2 separate regions of the Homo sapiens genome follow, and region 1 is linked to region 2. A link is an interaction called in ENCODE POLR2A ChIA-PET data of the cell type or tissue named here. Cell type or tissue: CD4-positive, alpha-beta T cell. All regions are shown on one strand. Links, peaks and the distances in the headings refer to the core of each region. The heading gives the core; the rest is flanking DNA. Region 1 holds the start of GPRASP3 (G protein-coupled receptor associated sorting protein family member 3). Region 2 holds the start of ARMCX5 (armadillo repeat containing X-linked 5).

Region 1 (11,992 bases), core at 3,093-11,092, 120 kb before region 2:
ACAATGGCTCATGCCTGTGATTCCAGCACTTTGGGAGGCCAAGGTGGGAGGGTCACTTGAGTGCAGGAATTCAAGACTGGCCTGGGCAATGCAGTTATACCTTGTTTCTACAAAAAATCTTTAAAAATTGAAAAATATATATATTATTGGTAATGAAGTCTGAGGAACTGTAACTTAATGCTAGGAGAGAAAAGTTGTCTATGTCACTACCACCACCACCACCATCAAGAGGCAGTGCATGATACTATTAGAATCTATAGTTTACATTAACTGCCTAATGATTGTTAAGTGCTTGCTTAGACTAGAGTAACTAGTTTCTGAGCCCTGGGAGTACATTCTAAAGGGAGTTTGTACAGAAGAGTTGGGAGTACCCAGATTTCAGAGCCAGACAGTCCAAAGTCTGAATACAGACTTTGTCACTATTTGTGTAACTTTAGCAAAGGTACTTAACGTCTTTATAACCCAGTTTCTTCATCCTTAAAAGGGAGCTGGCATTAACTACTTTACAGGATTATTGTGTATACTGAGAAAACTATTTGATATCCTGCACAACATGTGTATATCAGATCTTTCTAGTTCTTTTAAAATTTCTGATCTATTCCTATTATGGAGTGGGCTGGAGAAAGCAAGAAAGAATAGATGAGAACTACATGGTTTTTAAAGGTCATAATTGCTAAGTCAGTGTCACTGTGCTCTTTGTGCTGTAGCCTCAGTGCTTTGTATATTCTGTGTTGCTTACCATAACCCTTTACTAAAAGGATGCCATTTTTGCATAGTTGCCACTGCAGGTTACTGACTTTCTCCTCCTTTTAGTCACATGTCACAGAGAGGCTAATTCCATTTCCAAGAGTGAGTCTCTTTGGTCTACGGATAATCTATCCCCTTGGTACTCTCTTGTTTAGGAAGAGGCATTGATCAAATTCCACTCAATGTGACATTAGGGGAAGGTTACAGATGGACTTCTGAGGAAAGTGTCCTCATTCATAAGACAAAGTCATCAGAAAAGATTGTCTTTTCTTCTTCCTCAGGAAGTTGCTTACCTCCTGGAATTGTTGTAGCCATCAAGCTATCAGCCTTAGGACGGAAGTTGATATTGTGAATGGCAGAAGAAAGAGACGGAAAAAAGCTGAGTCCTTCGCTGAATTAAACAACCATCAAGGCTGCCCTACGTCAGTACTTACAATCATTGGATAATTAATTTCCTTATTAAGTTAGTTTTAGTTGAATTCCTTGTTATATGAAAATGGAACAATCCTAGATGTGCTCAGGCACAAAACAGCTCTTCAGTGAGTAAGAATTCCTGACTTGTGTCCATCAGTGAGCATCAGTGAGCACCTACATCTGCAGTAGCAGAACTCATGTTTCCCAGGAAAGAAAAGCCAGAAATTCTCAACACGTGTCCTAATGATTGCTAGAGGTCTGACAACTGTTTGGCTTCTGCTCCAGATTAAAAAGTAAAGCTTTAGGCAGAAGCCAAACTCTGACTTATCTAGGAGGTCCAGAGGTACATTAAATACTTAAGATAATAGATAAACCTAGTTTCAATTCAGAGGATCATTGTGTGAAGGTGCACCCTTGTGAAATATCCAGATTATAAAGATATCAAAGGTTACCTGCTTTCAGTTCAGGGGACTGTGCTGATATTGAGAAAGACACATTTACAGTGTCGACAGTTAGAACAATATGATTAATTTTCCCAGGTGCACTAAACAACAAAGGTATAGAAAGTCGTAGATACTTGAGATTTATCCAGAGTTGGGGTTTCTCCAGGACAGTGGAGCCAGGCACTAGAGGATGAGGTAGAAGAGTAGTAAAAATAAGTACTGTGATGGGCATTGGGTTGGGAAGGAAGGAAAGGGTGGAATAGGCTGATAAACAGGGAAAAAAGGATAAGGGACAGGAGGTCTAACAATATTCAGGTTTAATTTCTTTATGATAAATACTTTGCTACAAGCTTTGAGGAACAGAAGATCTGATTGTAAAAACAGTTACAATGATCATGGATGCTTTTATTGATAACTAGCACTGGAGGAATATAGACATAGCATAGAAGTAATGCACATCAGCTCCAGATTCAAACCACAAAGGTGGGAATGTCACCTCCTCTGCTAACCAACTCAGTGAGGTTGGCTAAGCTACTTAACCAATGTGTGCCTCAGCTTCCTCATATGTAGAATGGAAACAATAGCAGCACCTACCTCATAAGTTTGTTTTGAGGATTAACTAAGTGAATACATTTAGAGCCCTTAGTAGAGTACCCTGGCACATAGAAATCACCCAATAAATCCAATAAATCTTAATATTAACACAAATTACTATTTTAAGTAGTAAACATTCAGGCTTTGCAGTCAGACAGACTGGGGTTTGAATCACACTTCCAGAGTCCAAGCTTCTTTCTCTATGCTTCCTGTCCCTCAACACTAGTTCTATGTTATTCATTAAAAAATAAAAATAAAAAAATAAAAAGACTCTGATGCATGGTATAAAGAAACAAGTGGGATGGGCGCAGTGGCTCACGCCTGTAATCCCAGCACTTTGGGTGGCCGAGGCGGGTGGATCACCTGAGGTCAGGAGTTCAAGAGCAGCCTGGCCAACATGGCAAAACCCTGTCTCCACTAAAAATACAAAAATTAGCCGGGCATAAATTAATGGTGCAAAAATCAGTGGTGTGTGCCTGTAATCCCAGCTACTAGCGGGGCTGAGGCAGGAGGATCGCTTGAACTTGGGAGACAGAAGTTGCAGTGAGCTGAGATCGTGCCACTGCACTCCAGCCTGGGTGACGAAGTGAGACTCCGTCTCAAAAAAAAAAAAAAAAAGAAACAAGTGGCCAAGTGGCAAATAAAATATTGTGTAAGTACAAAGAATGGAGGAATTACTTCCTACCAAGGGGCAAGGGATAAGGGCGAGGAGGTATCAGACTTCAAAAAGGCCCTGGCATTTGAACTGAGCCCAAATGATGTTTCCCATAGACAGAAAAAGGGTAAGAACATTGAAGATTGAAGGGACAGCATGTGGGAAAGGCATAAAAGTAGTAAAGCACACAATACAGTTGGGAAAACAACAGATTTTCCAGTGGGGCTTGACTGCAGGCAAAGTGGGGCAAGGCCTGGAATAGTGTGAGGCACTTGAGAACAAGAGCTTCTTTCTTCATTTCATTCTAGTCCTGGCCTTGACTTGGAAGAATGTTATGAGAGATGGAGATAGAAAGGCAGACTTGTATTAAAGGGTGCAAGGTTGTGAAAGCCTTGATAGAAAATCTGGTGGTATTTTATAGATGAGATCCCATTGAAGGTTGCTCTTTTGAAATTGGGGGCAGAGTTGAGAATTAGTGGCTGCTAAAAGTCCAGACTAGACAGATGAAAAATTCACTCTGATACTATCCCCACACAACAACATTTTAGGCCAAGTGACATCTGAAGTAGCCTCTATTATATAAAGTAGCCCATAATATTTATCAAAAAAGGGAGAAGGAACAAGAGGACTGAGTGAATGATGAAGTTTTTATTTCAACTACACCCCAGAAAAATAATTGAGGAAGGATTCTACCCGCTACAAGTCAGAACAAAGGCAATCATCATTTTGCTTGGATACACACACACACACACACACACACACACACACACACCAGTCACCCTGCTCTTCGGCTGAGATTAAAAAATTCTACAGGCATAAACTGTTTAAGTATCTGCTTTGGAGTACATTTGGGACTTAGAAGTATTTAATCAGGCCACAATTTGAAGTTTTCTAAATATAAATGCAATACCCACAACAGGAATTCTAGGCTAAGGGAGCTGTGATAAGAAAAAAAATGATGACAGGATAGATGGATAGATAGATTAGATAGATAGACACATAGATAGATATAGATAAATAGATACATAGATAATTTTAAAAATTATCTAAATTACAGGTACATGCCACAAAAACAGACTGCTTTTTTCACCCATAATACACTGTTGGGTCTGAATCCTTCATTTTAACTTGTTGATGTAGAATACACAGCAAAGGTAAGCTTTATGTATATTAATCTAGGTGTGGCTGCTAAAACTAGGGAAAATTACACTATTGTTCTGATATCAAATATTTGAAACCAACTACTTGGAGTTAGCATTGGACTCCACAGGTTTAAGGGCACAATCACCAACAATACTGCCCCCACTTTAGATCAGATACCAGCCCCAATTCTCAGGAAGCCACCCATGCTTCTGACTGACCACTTATAAATTCAGGAGTTCCTATGACATTATGAGGTTTCATAATTAACTGAAACAACTCGTAGAACTCAAGAAAAGTGCTATTCTTATTATTACAGTTTCATTTAAGGATATACACAGGACAAGGTCTGAAAGCATTCTGGACACAAAGCTTCCATACCCTCTCCTTATGGAGTCAGGGTACACCACTCTCCCTAGAGAACAATATGTTCACCAACCAAGAAGCTCCACTTATCCCTGAAGTTCAAAGTTTTCACTGGGGTTTTATTACATAGGCAAGATTGATTAAACCATTGGTTGTGATTGAACTTAATACCTAGCCCCACTACCTTCCCTGAAGGTTGAGCTGGCCCAAAGTTCCAACCCTTTAATCACATGGTTGGTCCTTCTGGTGACCAGTCCCCATCCTGAAGCTATCTAGGGGCCCACCATAAGTCACTTCATTAGCATAACAAAGATACTCCTGTCACACAGGAAATTCCAAGATTTTTTGAAGCTGTGTCAGCAACTAGGGATAAAGATCAGCTATATTCTCTATTATACCACACCATACTTGAAGTCTTCTCTGTTGACATACTCGAAAAAACACACAGAGACAAGAGACAAGACAGCTTGAGTAGAAAACCATAAGCTGAATGCTGGCCCCAGTACTTATATTATCAGAATTCTGGAGAGTAAAGAGAAGAAAATAATAGGAGAGGGTAGGAGACGAGGATGCAGTCCTAGGGACTAATCTCTACCTATGATTTTGCCCCACATACCTTGTATCTATCCTAGCTTTTAAGTCTAAATAGGAGGGCTTAAAGTAGTAGAACAACATAGTTTCAACTCTATAAACTTGGTATAAACATAAGGATAGGAGTGGGATTAGAAAAAGTCATTTCTTCCTAGCAACACTTTCTTACACTGACTTTGTATGTATTGTGATATATGAAGAAATCAGCATTTGATCTTTTTTATTTTGATTGAAATTTGAAATGAGTTATTTTTAAAATTTTTTAAAATTTTTAATTCACATGGATATGCAATATTTGTACATATTTATGGGGTATAAATTATATTTTGATATAAGCATAGAATGTGTAATGTAATTGAGATATACATCACCTTAAATATTTATCATTTTGTTGCACTGAGGACATTCCAAATCTATTCTTCTAATTATACTGAAATATATAATAACTATTGTTAACTATAGGCACCCTATTGTGCTACTGAACACTAGATCATATTCCTTCTAACTGTATTGTTGTACCCATTAACCAACTCCTTTTTATACCCCATCCCCAATACCCTTTCCAGCCTTTGGTAACCATAATTCTTTGTCCCATATTCCTGGCATAGAGCTCCTAGAACCCTTGCTATTTCCTGATAGGGATAACGGAAGCATCTTTTGTTACATGTGGCTTTAGTCTCAAGTTCTTGACACTAAGACCCTTGGAATCTCTGGAGTGATAGGTGTCTTTTTTTATGTTCCGAGATGACTGGTGGGTGCACTAGATAGCTTCAAGATATGGATGGTCACCAGAAAGACCAAGGCATGATTAGAGGGTTGGAACTTTCAGCCTCACCCCTTGACCTCCAAGGAGAAGAGAGGGGCTGAAGATTGAGCTAATCACCAATGGTCAATGATTTCATCAATCACGCCTATGTAATGAAACCTCTATAAAAATCCCAAATGTCTGAGAGGTTCCAGGTTGGTGAACTCATTCATATTCTGGGAAGGTGGTGTACCCCAAATCCACATGGATGGCAGCTTCTGCATTTGGGACCCTTCTGGACCTTGCCATATGTACCTCTTCATCTGGCTTTTGATTTATATCCTTTATAATGAACCAGTAATAGGAAGTAGTGTTTCCCTGAGTTCTGTGGGCCCTTATAGCAAATTATTGAACCTGAGGAGGGGGTTGTGGGAACTTCCAACTAGTAGCTAAGTCAGACAGAAGTGTGGGTGACATGGAGATCCATTACTTGTGACTGTTGTCTGAAGTGAGGGAGGGCAGTCTTATGGGAATGAGCCCTTAACCAGAGAGGTCTGCACTAACTCTGGGTAGTATCAGAATTGAATTAAATTGTAGAATACCTAGCTGATGTCCTCAAAGAATAAGAGAATTGCTTGGTGTGAAAAATCCACACATTCTGTGCCAGAAGTATTGTGGGTAGAGGAACCATTTTCTTTCACTTGGTACCCAGTGGGTGCATGGGGTAGGGGGAAAGGAGGATACTCGATGTGAAAGAGGACAAGGACTTACCATGGGGCTGCTACCTAGGATGGGACCAAAGAAACACATCCTAAGGAATGAGCAGAGATCACAACACAAGAGAGCAAAGGGTATGCAGAGGGAAACTTAGGAGACTATCCATGAAGCAGTTTCTGTAGGTGGTCCCCAGAAAGACCCTCCTCTGAGGCCCAAGACAGCAGGGAGAGAGAGCTCACACGGAGTAGCAACCCACTTTGTGTCCCTCAATGGGAATGAGATCCTGCTGCATGGGGCTGAGATCCAGGAATCCCCTTGGGGGTCGAGAAGCTTGGAGTATCCTAATGAGAAATCCTAGGTGAAGGGCCCACAGCATCTAGGTTTCCTCCCCTCGAGTCTATGTCTCCTCCTCCTTTTCCTAGAACTGCCGGGATTGAGGTTCATTCCTCTCTTGCATCCCCAGCCAGCTGGAGCCTTGGAGCAAAAGGCAGATGTATGTGTTCTCTTCTGCCCTCCTCCACCCTCCGCCAGTTTTGAGCTGGTATCAGCCATCCCCACTGCCTGAATACTGCCAGTAAGAAGACAGAGAGTAGAATGAGTGCGGACGCATAGCTCACGGTTCCCATCCCCACCCCTGCCTTTCCTGATCCAGCACCACAGGTGTTCACGAATTGTCACTTCACCATTTCCCCGCTCTGGGCTCCCCTGAAGCCAACTCCATCCATATGCCCACCTCCCCCACCCACACATACAAACACAGGGCACTGGGCTGGGAGCCTTGGGATGAGGGGTCAAGGGTGTTCAAAAGGCAGGAGGGAGCAGGCGGATCTGAGGCATTACCTGCACCCGCATCTAGTCTCAGTCACCACCTCTCAGGGATGCCATCTGCCGTCCTTGCACCCACCTCCTCCAACAGCAACCGCTGCTCCTCTCCACGAACGCGTCGGGCAGGTAGACTCTCTGCTTCTTGAGCTCCTGGACAAAAGACAGACGGGCTAAGACGCTCCCGGTTGGCTGACGGATTGTTTCCTTTACCAACAAATGCTGTAGTTCCAGTCGCCTGAGAAATTAGTTTTCAGGCTGATGCAGCATGGAAAGACACCTACCTACCTTAACATCCCGCCGTTCCTCCCACGTTCTGCTCTGCGGAGCACAGGTGTCGTCCGCCTCTCAGGTCTTTTCTGGATGCAAGAAAACACTCCTCTCGGCAGGCCTAATGCAGAGCCTGGTCACATGACCCACCGTCAGCCCCACGTGACTGCGCAGTCAGCTTGTTCGCCGCAGTCCTGTACCATGGATGACAGTCTTCTGCCTCTGGGGTGCTTGCTAGAAGATCCTGAAGCTCCTTGGCCAGACAGCTGGAAGGAAGGCTGGCCTTTGCTCTGGAGGACCACTCGGCTGGCGAGGAACATTCGATGAGGATTTGGGAAATGAAGTGATTTTTAATATTTTGTATACGACTCAAGCGACATACTAAAACACACACAGATCTGTCTTGAAAAATGCTGGTAAGCAAAACAAACATTCAAACTCCAATTTGCACCACCAGGATAATCCCTGTTAAAACTTATGGCTTGCGATGGGAGGCAAAACTGCCACTTCCATATTACCTTACCAAACTAGGATCAGGTGGGGAAAAAAAGCATGTTGCACTGTCAGAAAAATTATACCAAACTTAGATAAAGTCACCTTCAGTTACTGGATGTCATTTCAGGGCAGTGCAGGATGTCTATTGATTTACCTATTTTTCAACTCTGTAGACACTGATGTTAACATGTAGATATTTTATTCAATAAATATGTAAATGATTTATGTCCAGTGCAATAGAAAACCTTAAATGTTACAATTTATTGCCCTGTAAGATATTAACCCGTTTTATATTTAACCTGGCAGTGTTATTCTAACATTTATTAATTTCCTATGTGTTTATGAAATTCAATGTTTTGTTTATATCTTCATATTGTGTATATTGTATATACACATATACCCTTCAACTGTTTTCTTAATCCTAGCAGTTGTTGATTGTGTTGAAAAATCTTTCACATATTCTTTTTACATTTACATGAATTGTAATTTTACCTTTGAAAATTTAGAACATTCTCAGACAAATAAATGTTATGTCTAAAAATAATAAAACATTGGATATTTCTCGTACGTCTGAATTTCCTCTCCAAACCAACATATAGCCCTGTCTTCCAATTCTCCTGACTGAAGGTATTGTGTGGTCATTTTTTAAATTATCGTGGCAAAATACACATAACATAAAATTTAACATTTTAACCATTTTAAAGTATACAACCCAGTACATTATCAATGTTGTACAACCATCACCACTATCTAGCTCCAGAACTTTGTTGTCACCTCAAAAGGAAATGTTATGTTTTTTACGGTAATAATTATGTGAAAAAGGTGCCATTTTTGTACCATGAACAGACTAATATTAAACTTAACACCCTTGGTAATTTTTTTTTTTTTTGAGACGGAGTTCTGCTCTGTCACCCAGGCTGTAGTGCAGTGGTGCGACCTCAGCTGACTGCAACTTCTGCCCCCCAGGCTCAAGCGACTCTCCTGCCTCAGCCTCCCCAGTAGCTGGGATTACAGGCGCACACCACCATGCCTGGCTAAGTTTTTGTATTTTTACTAGAGACAGCATTTCGCTATGTTGGCCAGGCTGGTCTCGAACTCCTGACCTCAAGTGATCCACCCACCTCAGCCTCCCAAAGTGCTGGGATTACAAGCGTGAGCCACCGCGCCTGGCCCACCCTTGATTATTTTATTTTATTTTATTTTTTTTGAGACAAGGTCTCACTCACATCACCCATGCTGGAGTGCAGTGGTGTGACTATGACTGACTGCAGCCTCAACTTCCTAGGCTCAAGTGATTCTCCTACCTCAGCCTCCTGAGTAGCTAGGACAAGTGCGTGCCACCATGCTGGGCTAATTTTTTTTATTTTTAGTAGAGACAAGGCATCAATATGTTGCCCAGGCTGGCCTTGAACTCTTGAGCTCAAGCAATCCTTCCGCTTCGGCCTCCCAAAGGGCTGGGATTACAGGTGTGAGCCACTGTGCCTGGCCAATTTTAATTTTTATCTTGAAAACGTTTTATAAAAAGCTAGTCTTTCTGATAGCTCATTCATTTACAACTTTTCTAAATGATATTATCTCTAATCATTTTTTAACACTTATAGTTTATTCATTTATATAATTCTGTCCTTTCCGGCATGCTCATCTATAACTCAAGGCACAAAATGTAAGCATATTAATTTTTTAATTTGTCTTATTAATGTTTGTATCTCCCCAACGCCTGTCTCTAAGCATTTTTTAACAAGGTATATATTTTATTCCAGACTGTGTTTAGAAATTCATATTGAAATTGCATAGGAATTGTGTACATTTACAGATGTTTTAAAAATGGAATCTAATTTTCCATACATGATGTCACATTCTCTGTTTCACCAAATATAAAATAATTAATGTCCTTTTGTGTCAATAAACCTATCCATACATAATCATTCCAACGGCTGCATGGTATTTCCTTAACACTTTCCTTTGTCTAGGAATATAAAGGAAATCATATTCCCCACTCCATTTAATTGTGCTATCCTACTCTTTCAGCCTTTAGGTGGCATTGAAGTAACACCTGTACTTTGAATTGTTAAATATGCAGATTTGGCTTATTCTGTTCCCCAAATTGGCCTCTTCCCAACTTTCTAACTGCATTTCTCATCAAACTCCTTTTACTTGTTTCAAGCAGACTGGGTTCATCCATGCTACTAGAACAGATTATTCAATTACACACTTTTCTTCAAACCACCACTGCCCACTTCCAAGAGCAACCTAATGATTTGTCTTATCCTACCCTTAGGCAAATCCCAGGGCTAAGATGGTAATTTAAATGGGTCCTATAAGAAGTATTAATTTTAGGTTGCTTGTTGGGAAGGCTCATAATTGGGCAAGCAGGCGGGCAAGTTGTCTTGCTCTCCTATCCTGACCAATTTGTTCTATCCTGACCAATTTAAGTGGGTCCCTCTTCTCGGAAACATTCCTCAAGTATCAGGGCCCACAATAATCTCTCCCTTCTTAACTCAAGAACAGAATTTTCTAATAAGCGCATGTTTGTCATACTAATAATTACCTATGTTTGTAAGTGCACACGATTTATCTGTACATGGTTCTTAAACTGAAGAAGGGTCACTTATGCCAATTTTAACATAGAACTTTATTGAAAACACAGACTCAAATAGAGAACCATATATTTAAACAACGAATAGCAGGGTAGCTTACTTAGGTGACACAGTTCATTGAAAACTTAATACTGAAAAATACCGCAATCTGGACAGCAAGACAAATATCAACAAATGTGTTTTCAGTTTTGATATTCATTTGGCATCCACAAAATGATCCAGCTCAAAACAAGAGTTTGACAAAGTTAACATCAGCATTAAAAAATATAAGTTACAACAAAAAAACAGACTGTGAACACCAAAGCACTACTCAGGGCTCTTTGGGAACATAAGGCTGATCAGCGGCAGGTGGTTAATCATATTAACTTTGTTGTCCCACCTCAGGATCATTTTGGTTGTCTATTTGGGCTTGTAGTTGCTTAGCTAACTCCTCAAATTCACGAAATGCAGAAATAAGCGGCTCAAGACTGAAATCATCATCAATTAAGGACATCTTTCCACTTTTTATAATGTTACTGATATTCTGAAACATTTTAATAACAATTTGAATATTATCATTTGTCTCTTCTATGTTAAAGAGACCCACAAATATTGAAAGAGCTTTGGCACTGAATAGTTTTTTTGCCACAGCAGGATTTTCAGACAAATTCAATAGCATTTTCAGAACGTGAAACTTCGTTCTCGCATTGGCTGTGGTTAATAAGGAGAGAAACCCGGACATATAGTTGGCAATCAGTGTGTGATAGTCAATAGTCATAGTGAGGTGTCTAAGCATCCTTATTCCAGTCAGCTGCTCAAGGGAATCCACACTATGTGCAAGGGTTTCCTCACACACTTGACATATGAATGTCTCAATCATGTTTAGATTTGGATAAGGTGGAGCCATGTGAATCATATTTTCCAAAAAACTTGTCCTAACTCTAGAGGATGGATAATTAAGCAAGGTTTCAATAAGTGAGACAACACCTGAATCTCGAATGAAATCTCGGGTAAATTGAGAAGCACTTCTCATACCCATTGCAATTTTAGATATTTCATGAATAAAAGGATCCCGAATTTTGTCCATTAATAAAAGGAATTCTTCAAACTCTTCAGAACCAATTTTCAGCTCACATTGTATGCAGCTGCAGGACCAACTCTCAGACTCTGCACTCTCCCTGGCCCTAAGATGCTCTCGAATTTCCCGGACTGACCGGTAGGAAGGATCATACTGAAATGTGAACTCAGGACTAGGCTGATCAGGCTGAAGCAAAGATTCCTGCTCTTCTCCTTCTGGGCTAAGTTCCAGGTTCTTGGGCTTTGCCTCAAGCATTTCAGAAGCCTCTTCGGGAATTCCAAAGGGGCTTGTGGATCGGAAGCCAACCCCATGAAAAAGACCAGGTTTGAATTCAACAGT
Region 2 (11,992 bases), core at 2,041-10,040:
AAAAGCACCAGCAACAAAAGAAAAAAATAGATAAATTGGGCTTCATTGAAATTAAAAACTTTTGCACATCAAATGACATCATCAAAAGTGAAAAAACCTACAGAACAGGAGAAAATATTTGCAAATCACATAGCTAATAAGGGGCATGTATCCAGAATATATATATTTTAAAACTCCTACAATGCAACAATAACCAAAAACACAATTAAAAATGAGCAAAGAACGTAAACATACATTCTCTAAAAAATATACTCAAATGGCCAATAAGCACATGAAAAGATGCTCAACATCATAAGACTTTCGGGAAATGCAAATTAAAACCACAATGATATACTACTTCACACCTCCTAAGATGGCTATTTAAATAATAATGGAAAATAACAAGTGTCACCAAGAATGTGGATAAATTGGAACCCTTGCATATTGCTGACGGGAATGTAAAATGGTACAGGCACTGTGGAAAACAGCTGGTAATTCCTCAAAAAGCTAAACAAATCATACAACCCAGCAATTCCACGTCTAGGTATATACCCAAAAGAATTTAAATCAGGGACTCAAACAGATACTTGTACTCCAATGTTCACTGCAGCAATATTCATAAGAGCCAAAAGATGGAAACAACCTAAGTGTCCATCAACAGATGACACCTCATGAACAATCTAGGAGATGACTTCGCATCCCACAATTCCCATCCAAGGAGAGACCATCAACTTTGTGCTTTGACACAAATACGTACACACCCCACACTCACCCTTCTCTTTAGCTGATGTTGGAAAATTCCATAGCCATCAACTGATTAAGTGTGTGCTCCACAGGGCATTTGAGACACAGAATTATTTCCAAAGGGTCTGGTCCAATTGTATTTTGATGATCTCCAACACTGAGAGTAGTACCCACAGCTGGTATTACAGGCTACAGGAGTTCTGTGGATTAAAAAATGTTATAAAGAACTTCAAAAATCATCTAAATTGAAGTTTCACATTGCAAAAAAACTACCTTGCTTGTTTCCCTTAATGCACAAGTGTAGCTAACTGTGCTTCATTTAAACTTTTAGATGTACCACAATAGATTCACAACTGATCCTAGTAGAAATTAAACTACAGATAGCTATTAAAAGTAGGGATCCATTACACCATATTGAGATTTTCCACTTTAGACCTTCCCCTAAATGTATAAAAAGTTAGGAGAGGAAGGTCAACAGAAAGACCATTTGTATACTGATCCTAATATTTATATTTCCCAATTCTGGGCAGTAAATTAACAGTAAAAGAGGCAGGGGGTAGGAGAGGCAGAGGTGACCCCAAAATCCTAAACTATACATTGTCATTCTATTCCACAAATCCTTGCAGAGAACCTAGCTTTTGTTAAGAATAAACAGGACAAGCTTAGTATAGACAACATGGCTTCAGCTCTATAAACTATGCGAATAGACAGAACAGTGGGTTTTATGGGAATTAATTTCTTCCTAACTACGCACTTCTAAAGGAATTTGGTATCCTGTGGCTATGCCATACATAGAGCTGAGCTCTGACCAAAAAGAATCAGCACAAACAAGGGGCTGCTACCAACTGTGGTACAAATCACCAAGTCCAAACATTGGCCAGAAAACAAAGGTAAGGAGTAAACAGTCACCAGATGAGACAGACGAGATTATCTATGAAGCAGTTTCAGTAGGTAATCCCCAGAAAGACTCTCCTCTGAGGCCCAGGACTTCTGGGGGAGAGAATCACAGATGAAGCAGTAAATCTGATACCCCTGGATAGGGAGGGAGCTGTTGAAGGCACAGTGGGGCTGGGTCCCTTCAGAACCACACTTCCTGTGCAGCTGTCCATGGCTTACTGAATAGGGGTGAGAACCAGGAATCCTCTTGGGGTTAAAAAGCTTCAAGGCATCCTGATGAGACATTTTATGTGAAAAGCTGAGCACAAGTTCCGGAACTGAGACTACAATGAAAGCATCTGTATTCCCTTCCTCCTTACTCCCTTCCCCAGAGCTGCCCAGATAGGGCTTCATTCCTCATTTGAAGCCCTATCAGTAGGAGCCTACAGACAACTAATAGCACAGTCCTGCCTTCTTGCATAGAGTGATTCTACTTTTTAAGTATGTCGAAACTAAATAATCTGTCAATGTGAACTTGTTTTGTTTGTGCCCCACTACAGACACACAGGCAGTGTTCTTCACCATCTTTATGCTCTCTGTGCTTTATCCCCCCAGACTAGATTTCAGCTGAAGAACTAGGACAATATTTTCACCAGTTTTAGCATGCAACTTTATTAACAACATGTAAATAAAATCTCAAAAGAATACACATATCAATATAAAGCACAGAAGTATAGCTTACTCAGGATGAATAGATTCATTATCAGGTCACGTTGCAGAAATACCAAAAATATCTCAATTTATATACTATATAGCACAATAAAAATCAGCACATGTTCAGGATCTCAAGATTAATTGGTATCCATAAAATTGCCTCCCTCAATCAACATGGAAAACATAAGTATTGAATTTATAATTACAATATGCATTGGTTTCATATTGCAACTCCAAAAAACTGTTTGAGGCTTTATGAGAACAGAGGGGTATTCAGAGTTTTAGTATTAATCGTATGACTTTATCTCTCACTTCGGGATCACTGTGCTCTGCTAAGTCTTGGAGTTTCTGACCAAACTGTTTTGCTTCCTGGAATATTGAAATAAGCTCAGATTTAGTGAACTTTTCCTTGGTAAATAGCTTTGCCTTTGTTTTGAACTGAAAATTTATATTCTCAAATATTTCAATAATATTAAGAATATTGGCCTTTGACTCATTCTTGTTAAAGGGTGCAACCAATGATGACAGTACTTTGGCACTGATCAATTCTCTTGTATTGGCGTGATTTTTAGACAAACACGAAAACACTTTTAAAACATAAAACTTGGTTTTGACACTTCCCTTGTTTAACAAGGTGAGGAAATCTGGAATATAACTGGTAATCACATAGTGATCTTCAAATTTTATACTCAAGTGCCCTAGTAATTTCAGTCCAGCCAGCTGCACAGGGGAGTTCAAGGGGCAAGAGATTATGCCTTTACAAACTTGATGTATATATGACTCCCCTGATTTTGGTTCTTCGGAAGACTCAGAGCTGTCATCCACCATACTTAAAGCTCCAGGGTGTTCTTTAACATTGGGATTATTGACCAAGTTTTCAATCATAACAGTAATACCTACATCATGAATTATATCTTGAGTAAATGGATAAGCAGGACTGATGCCCATTATCATTGTAGCTATTTCATGAATGAAAGGATCCTTAGTTAACTTAAGGAGGGCAACAAGTTTATCAAACTCTTTAGGCTCTAAACTAAAGCCACGTGATTTGCAGTGGCAGGCCTTCGGATTAGGCCCATACTTTTCCCTTTGCCTAATCTGTTTTTTGATCTCAGCTAAGGTCTGGTAATAAGGCCCATGATAAGGTGGGATCTTGGTCAAAGGTCGAATCCCCAGAGGAGTTTCAATCAAGGTCTCAACCAGGGTCCAGTTTCCTTCTGGAGGCAAGGATTGCTCCCCTCCTTCAACTGGAACTAGGACAATATACCTGGCCCTTGACCATGCTATTACCTTTTGTTTTATAGTAAGTGTGGGTTTGTGTGTGGGCTTGGGCTTTTCCTGGATCTTAGGTAGGGGCTTATAAACTTGAAGAGAGGTCTCTTCTTCAGGCCAGAACCAGGACCCTACACTAGGCTCTTCTCCAGTCCAGAACCAGGAGCATATATTTTCTTCATCCTCATCACTGGATTTCATCCCAATGCTGGTCTCTTCCCTTCTGTCAGGTCTGGACCCAGTATTGGCCTTATCATGTGACTTGGCATAGGACCTAATATTTGCCTCAATGACAGCAACAACCTTGACTTCAGACTTGGTTACAGTACTGACCCTAGACATAGGCATGGCCTTTGACTTGGTTTGTGGCACTATACTGCGTTCTGCCAGGGGTTTTGTCTTAGTCTCAACCATGACTCTAGTCTTAGTTGTATCTTCCACCTTGATCACTTCCCTTGTCACAGCCATAGCCTCCCTGTAGGTCACTGTATGTGTCCTGGTCATTGCTCCATCACCAGCTTTGGCCTGGGTCACTGATTCTGTTTTCAGTTCTGCCTCAGCCACTGCCTCGGCCTGGGTTTTACCATTCACTCTAGCAGTGGCAGGACCACTGATTCCATCTTGCAGGCCAGCCTCAGCCTTTCCTCTAGCCCTTGCTTCTGTCCCAGAGTCAACCATGTTCCAAGTTTAACGTAAGGACAAGTTATATACCCCCACCCGTCTCAGCCTTGACTGAAGTTTTGTCCCGGTTGGTGTTTTCACACAAAGTCCAGTAGTCACTCTGTCCCCTTTCCAACTACAGGCTCTGCCAGTGATATAGAAAACATGCAGAGGAAGCTCACTCAAGGTAGGGAAGGATGGCTGTGCATGGGCCCAGCCCTGTGGAGGGTGGTGGTCTTCAGCCACTCCAAGGCCACCAGATCTGCCACTGAAGTAGGACCTAGGGGTGGAGGAAGGAAATGGGGCTTTGAGTCTCTTCCAACTTTTTTCTCCTCATGCTGATCAGCACAGGGAGACAGGAGAATATGGTGATTCAGTGCTAGGTGAGAGAGGTAGATAATTAGCAAACTCTCTCTCCCTTCATTTCACCCACTCCCTACACTTCCAAGTGCCATCAGCCTTCTTTCCAGTCACCAAACAGGAGCATAAGGAGTAGGAAAACTGGATGAGAAGCTGAGGAATCCCTTTAGTGGTTCTTGACCCCTGCTGGAGCCAAGCAGCTCTCCACTACTCCATCCTACAGGTCTACCCAGGCAATCCCCACACTCATACCAACCTGCACTGATCTGGAGTAACTTTCTCCTCCTTACCTTGCTTCCAATGGTGACAAGCCCTACAGCAGATCTACAGGCAGACCTATGGACAAATAAACAAACAGGAGAATGTGGAAACTGATCTCCTGGTGACAGACCTTGGTCCCTTGCCCTTATTCTTGCCTTTCCAGATTTTGTCTAGTGTTTCCCTCCTCCTATCCCCTCTCCCCCACTGCTTTGTTTCAGGGCTACTCCTCCTCCTCCTTCCTATTGCCCACCATCTTCCTCTTCAGTGATTGCCCTAGAATGTCCCTCGTTCAGATTAGACTAGGTTCAAGCGTGAGAGCAGGACAAGCAGTGGAGAGTGGGAAAGGCAGCTTAGCATTCTGTACCCCCACAACTTACCAAGACTCCCAACTAAATCAGCAGCAGCAGGGGGTGGGGCAGATGGGAATAATTGGTAAAATGACAAAACAGAAGAGATGGAATTCTCTAGTCGAAGTTGCCCCCCTGTCCCTGTACCTTTACACCAACCTTAACAGATACAGGGCAATTTTCTCTTCTTCGTAATTTCCTAGTTTTAAGTTGGGTGACCATTTTACAAAACTTCACAACTGACAGTTCCACAGACCTGGGGACAGATCTACCTACAGGGATTCACAAAAACAGAGACCAATAAATGAAGACACAGGAGACAGTTGAGGCTGTTTTTGGTAGAGACCAGCACCTAGGGCACAGTTTCTTTCTGGATATAAGTACCTGTTTGGCAAACATTTTCTATCTCCCCTTTTTCTCCCACTCCTAAATCTCCAAGCCCCTCTGCTCTATTCTCAAAGTCTGACAATTCCTATACAGAGACAACTCAAACATCCCTACAAGGTAGTAGTAGTGGTGTTAGTAGGGACGAAATGCCTAGACAAACCACGGAGGCTGGGGAAAAAATGAAAAGTATTTATTTCCATATTTCATCTGGGTTCCTATGTTTCCTTCCTCTCTCCCAAAGCCTATCATTTTCTGCAACATAATGCGGGTAAGGGAGGACATGTTAGGAAAGCTGGCAGAGAGTTCTGGAGGCTCCCTTACACTCCTGCCTACTCTAATCTTAGCCATCTACCACCTCCAAGTACTGCCTCCCAAGTACTGCCCACTCTGTACAAACCAGGCCAATTTTCTTTTCCTTCTCCTCTCCCCTTGAGGTCTGCTGTCCCCTACAGATCTTTACAGAAACATGGAGTGCTGCAAACTTAGGAACAGATTTACACATAAAAACGCGTGATACACACCCAAAGAACAAATGAAAAGACAGAGAGAGAGACGTGGTTATTAATGGTCAGACCAGTAACCAAGACATGAGACCCTTTTCAAATCCAGAGCCTTGATTATCAAACATTTACAACCTCTTTTTACATTCTCTCCCTCTCAGGGCTCCCCAGACAACTGTCCTCGCCTGTGGAAGTAGCCCTCTCTTCCTCATCTAGTCTGCCTTTTCCCTGCTAGAAGCTGCAACCTTTTTCTTCCCAAGCATGGTCTGAGGTGAACCGAGTGTATGGAAATCAAGCTAGCAAAAGGTAGATCATTTTTTTTTAATTGTTGTGTGCCATTCCAATTACCCATCTCTCTCTCCTTCTCACCGCCCGCCTCCCATGACCAGGTCGCGTATCCAGTGTTCACCTCTGATACCCACATCCACCCCCAAGCGATGCGCACCTTCTCACTGACCTTCTCTGCTTGGATCAGAGGCAGTTTTCTTATTTCCTTGCCTCGAGGTGCTGTGTCATACAGCAGCAGGAACAGACAGTCAGACACAAGGACTCGAGGCAATGGCGGCGGCTGTGTATGGGGATTGACTCGGCACCTGGGACTCAAGACGAGATAACCGCTTTATCAGATTAAAGACTGCGATTGGCAAACTGTTGTCACTTTTGGTATTCTTTTCTCCTTCCTGTTCCCAGGGCTCCTCAGAACCTCGCGCGTAGTTACCATTTAACATCTACCTTTTCCTCCGCAGACGAGGTTCTTCCACGTCCGCGTTACCCACAACGGCAGTGGGAGGAGCTAGAGCGTAGTTTATGGGGATCCGGCTTATGGAAGCGGAGTGATATCAGGCTTTGTTTAGCGCCGCGACTCTTTTCTGTCGGAGGGCTCCCTGTCCTGTACCCTGTGGCCGCTTCAGGTATTGGAATGCGCAGGGACGAATTCCGGATATAGGGAAAACGGCGCTGGAACAAGAGAGGCAGACAAATACCAGAGTGTTTCTGTATTAGTTCCCCTTTTGCGGGAGCTCCCCCCACCAAGCCTACCATTCTTTCCTGAACTGAAATGCACATGGGTTTCCAGCTGTGGTGTCAGGAAATCTCTTCTGGCCTGACAGGCGGAAGTGTTCCAGTCTTTCGAAGTTCGTTCTCCAAACACAGAGGCCCACTGAAATGGGCGGTCTCGGGGTGGGGCCCAGGGTAGGAAAGTCAGCAAAGAGAGTCAAGACTGAGATAGGAGGATACATACTAATCGATTCCACAAACTTTGTGTTCCTTCGAGTCCTCCCTCCCAGCCCTTAATTTTCATTTTCTTTTTTTTTTTTTTAAGTTCTAGGATACATGTGCAGGATGTGCGTGTTTGTTAAATAGGCAAACGTGTGCCGTGGTGGCTTGCTGCACCAATCAACCTATGACCTAGGTATTAAGCCTGGCATGCATTAGCTATTTTTCCTAAGGCTTTCCCTCACCGCCCCCCACAACCCCTGACAGGTCCCAGTGCGTGTTTTTCCCCTCCCTGTGTACATGTGTTCTCATTGTTCAGCTTCCACTTATAAGGGAGAACATGCAGTATTTGTTTTCTGTTGCTGCATTAGTTTGCTGAGGATAATGGCTTCCAGCTCGATCCATGTCCCTACAAAGGACATGATCTCATTCTTTATTATGGCTGCATGGTATTTCATGGTGTATATGCACCACATTTTCTTAATGTTATCACTGATGGGCATTTGGGTTGATGCCACGTCTTTGCTATTGTGAATAGTGCGGCAATGAATATACGTGTGCGTGTATCTTTGTAATAGAATGATTTATATTCCTTTGGGTATATACCCAGTAATGGGATTGCTGGGTCAAATGGTATTTCTGGTTCTAGATATTTGAGGAATTGCCACACCGTCTTCCACAATGGTTGAACTAATTTACATTCCCACCAATGTAAAAGCGTTCCCATTTCTCTGCAACTTTGCCAGCATCTCTTGTTTCTTAACTTTGTATTAATTGCCGTTATGACTGGTGTGAGATGGTATCTCATTGTGATTTTGATTTGCATTTCTCTAATGATCAGTGATGTTGAGCTTTTTTCCATGTGTTTGTTGGCCACATAAATGTCTTCTTTTGAGAAGTGTCTGTTCATGTCCTTTGCCCACTTTTTAATGGGGTTGTTTGTTTTTTTCTCGTAAATGTAAGTTCCTTGTAGATTCTGGATATTAGACCTTTGTCAGATAGATAGACTGCAAAAATTTTCTCTTCTGTAGGTTACCTGTTCACTCGGATGATAGTTTCTTTTTCTGTGCAGAAGCTCTTTAGTTTAATTAGATCCCATTTGTCAAATTTTGCTTTTGTTGCAATTGCTTTTGGCAATTTGCCTGTGCCTGTGTCCTGAATGGTATTGCCTAAATTTTCTTCCAGGGTTTTTATAGTTTTGAGTTTGACATTTAAGTCTTTAATCCATCTTGAGTTAAATTTTGTATAAGGTGTAAGCAAGGGGTCAAGTTTCAGTTTTCTACATATGGCTAGCCAGTTTTCCCAGCACCATTTATTAAATAGGTAATCCTTTCCCCATTGCTTGTTTTTGTCAGGTTTGTCGAAGATCAAATAGCTGTATATGTGCAGTCTTATTTCTGAGTTCTCTATTCTGTTCGACTGGTCTATGTGTCTGTTTTTGTACCAGAACCATGCTGTTCTACAAGGTTACTGTAGCCTTGTAGTATAGTTTGAAGTCAGGTAGTGTGATGCCTCCAGCTTTGTTCTTTTTACTTAGGATTGTCTTGGCTATACGAGCTCTTTTTTGGCTCTGCGTGAATTTTAAAATAGTTTCTTCTAATTCGGTGAGAAATGTCAATGGTAGTTTGATGGGAATAGCATTGAATCTATAAATTACTTTGGGCAGTATGGCCATTTTCACGATATTGATTCTTCCTATCCATGAGCATGGAATGTTTTTCTATCTGCTTGTTTCCTCTTTGATTTCCTTGAGCAGTGGTTTGTAGTTCCCCTTGAGTAATGATCTTACTGCTAAAGTATGTCTATCAACTGATAAAATTTTAAAATCATCATTCATTTTCATAATAACTGCTGTTTTATGACTTATGTAATTATCTTAGGAACATTTCAGACATTTGAAAGATCCAAAGCAGAAAAGGTATCTTATATACACCTTAAAAAATGAGGATATCAGAGAATAACCTAAGTATATTATTAGCGCCAGGCTTCATTTCTCTTTTTTGGGTGGCAGGCGCTATGAACAGTAAGTTGAAGCAAGGAGAAAAAAAAATGCCCTTGCTCCAAGATTTTTACTTGGCCTTCAACTTTTAGCCAGAAAGCCCATTGGAGATTCAAGTTGATTTTTATTGTTAAAGGAATACTCATACTTCTAATCTTACATTCTACCAAAAAGAAAAGTGACTTAATGCTTTCTCTAAGTACACCTCACGGCATTGCTTGAGAGCTGAAAGATCCAACACATGTTAGCAATTGTTAGTAGCAATTTTAGGTACTTAATTATCCATTCACTATTAATCACTTGGTGCATATTCTTCAGATTGTTTCTCTTTCTGTAATGTATTCTCAGATATCAAAACACTCCAATGTATAAACATGTAAAATACATTTCTTTGCAAAATCGTGATTACCCTCTGAGTAATATATTACCTTACCTCTTTTCCTTATTATGATATCTCTGGATTTTTATTTGCCATTTCATTTGGTTGAGCATATTTTCAAATATTTATTGTATATTTACATAGTTCTTTGTGCATTCTGTTATTATTTGCCAATTTCTCTATTTGTTAAGAGATCTTTGTATGCCAAGCATACTAACCCCATGTCTTCAATATAGATCATAAATATTTTCCTACACCTTTTTTGTGTGTATGTATGTATGTATATATGTGTGCATATATATATGCACTTATAAATAATTTATATTCTATTTATGCACAACTTGTGTATGCTATATATGGAGAAAGCTATACCAAAGACATTGATATGTAGTTATATGTATATAAAGCCATATGTATATATACATATATCTCTATACATAAGACATTTCAAATTTTATAGTTTTTTTAATTTTAAAATGTAGTATAGTTCGCTATTTAAGAGCAAATACAAACAATATACGTGAGGACATTGAAAGTCTATTGAAAGTCCACATGATGGGATAGAAAAATATTGGGATGTTTAGTATTTCCAGGGCTTGAGTCCCTGAAAAGTAATTCACAGTATTTTTTCTCTGGGGAAAGTCACTTCTCGTAACACTTGATATGAGTCATGGTAATAAAAATGGTAGGATCAAGGGAGATAAAAAATGTATAATACCTGGAATATAGTATTTCTAAAAGTTTTAATACCCTACCCCTTACTTCAGTTTTTCTATGTCAACAACCTGTGTTTCTGCCTGAATGACACAGCACCTCAGGGACTAGTCATTACCCATGACCCCCAACACCTAGGCCTCTTGGTACAGGGAGCAGGATTTCACCTACACCATCATTATTTTCATCATCAATAGAGTTGTTAAGTTAGTGAGGGCCACATCTTGGATGTGAACATGATGATATGAACAGTATGACATGGCTTTAGGGCCAGTACTCTTAACCACTGCACCACAGAACCTCTGTCCCAGAGATACCATGATCGCCAGAATCAGTGAGCATTTATGTGGTCACTCTCAACATCCCCTGTGGCCTATGTGCTGTGAAATATCAAGATAACCACTGAACAAGGTCTAGGTCTGTGTGGAAGTTATGATGACCTCTGTAAAACTGCATTAATGTATAAAAGAGAAGGGAAGCCTCACTGGAGATGTCAGAGTCTCCTTGAAGAGGAGCTGTACCCAGAACAATGGGCAGGACTTATGGAGGCTGGATGGGTAGAAGGGAGAGGGAGTCTAGTATGACTGGAGTGAAGACTGGGGTCCTCTCAGGTGAATAGACAGGGCTCAGAGATAACTGACTGGACACTACAGGGGTCTGAGGTCATCCTGGTGTAGGACCAATTAAGGAAAGAACACATTGGTTTCTACAGGATGCTACATAGTTCCTTTATACAATGAATTGGCACAAATGTTAGTAAGAAGAAAAGTGCCCATGTATCTGCCAGTCATTCATGGCGGCAGAGAAGAACCAGGAGCACTGAGAGTAGTAAAGATAAATTGCTGTTCAGTTTCCTAAGCCTTCATTAGTAGGAAGTGGATTTCAAAGGAAATTGTTTATAATTAATCAAACCTGTCCGTCTGAAAATTATATACTCCCCTTAAATTTTCTCTGACTCTAAGTTTCATGGACTCCAATCTACCAGCGAGTTTTTGCCTGCATTCTGGGGTCATATTCTCAATCAGAGCACTCTCCTCATGTGTTAATACTTGCTCTTTCATTTGTTTTATCTCTGTATCCTATCAGAGATTATTCAGAGGCTTTTCCCCTCCTTTGTAGCCTCAACTCCTTTCATCAGCTCAGTGAGTTGTATTACAACACAGACTGCTTTGACAAGCTTAGGCAAAATTTAACACTCACTATCAATATCTTTTACATATTTCTTTTTTGCACTTATTATTTCTTCAGAGTTTAGATCTGACTACCAGATAGAACTGTGGTTGCTGGCCAAAGACATTGTGGAGATAATTCCCTGATGCCATAGACACATATCTGTGAATGAGAGTTTTGCTACTTTTTCTAGGTATTCATTTTGCTATTATTCAGAGTGCTTGACCAAGCTCAATCATGTTCTATCCACACAGAATTTGCTATTCAGATGCTACCAAGCCATTTAGAAATGATGTTTTCAAACTGGGACGCCTGGGATAATATCTATCCATTCATTCACTTATCCCTGTGAAAAAATTATGATTGTTTGACTGTTTCCATTGACAAGGCTATCAAGTTCTACTGGTGATTGAGA

Evidence for each region. ChIA-PET counts read pairs that join two places held together with the same protein. Peaks named below come from ENCODE experiments on the same cell type or tissue, not always from the same donor. Only the 100,000 strongest peaks of a DNase experiment are listed, where the experiment ranks them.
Region 1: POLR2A ChIA-PET joins it to region 2 with 16 read pairs; 4 of 35 experiments call an interaction of 5 or more read pairs at or near these places.

Annotation. Positions count from the first base shown.
Region 1 is chrX:102,716,352-102,728,343 of GRCh38, reverse strand. It overlaps ARMCX5-GPRASP2 (ARMCX5-GPRASP2 readthrough), which reads right to left. Exons shown (of 19, transcript NR_146584.3): 7 at 7,523-7,810; 8 at 7,253-7,387. GPRASP2 (G protein-coupled receptor associated sorting protein 2) reads right to left here. Exons shown (of 5, transcript NM_001004051.4): 5 at 10,611-11,992. The coding sequence ends at 10,958. It overlaps GPRASP3 (G protein-coupled receptor associated sorting protein family member 3), which reads right to left and starts at 7,601. Exons shown (of 4, transcript NM_001142524.2): 1 at 7,519-7,601; 2 at 7,253-7,387. RefSeq lists an enhancer at 7,735-7,794. In CD4-positive, alpha-beta T cell, for the core only: no CTCF peak of the experiment used is centred there; a DNase peak (open chromatin) is centred at 7,653; H3K4me3 peaks cover 1,099 bases.
Region 2 is chrX:102,594,413-102,606,404 of GRCh38, reverse strand. It overlaps ARMCX5 (armadillo repeat containing X-linked 5), which reads right to left and starts at 6,890. Exons shown (of 4, transcript NM_001168478.2): 1 at 6,558-6,890; 2 at 5,373-5,485; 3 at 4,896-4,941; 4 at 2,246-4,525. The coding sequence starts at 4,263. The coding sequence ends at 2,587. It overlaps ARMCX5-GPRASP2 (ARMCX5-GPRASP2 readthrough), which reads right to left and starts at 6,890. Exons shown (of 19, transcript NR_146584.3): 1 at 6,558-6,890; 2 at 4,896-4,941; 3 at 4,428-4,525; 4 at 752-923. RefSeq lists enhancers at 6,591-6,640, 6,073-6,844. In CD4-positive, alpha-beta T cell, for the core only: no CTCF peak of the experiment used is centred there; a DNase peak (open chromatin) is centred at 6,894; H3K4me3 peaks cover 2,023 bases; H3K27ac peaks cover 2,425 bases.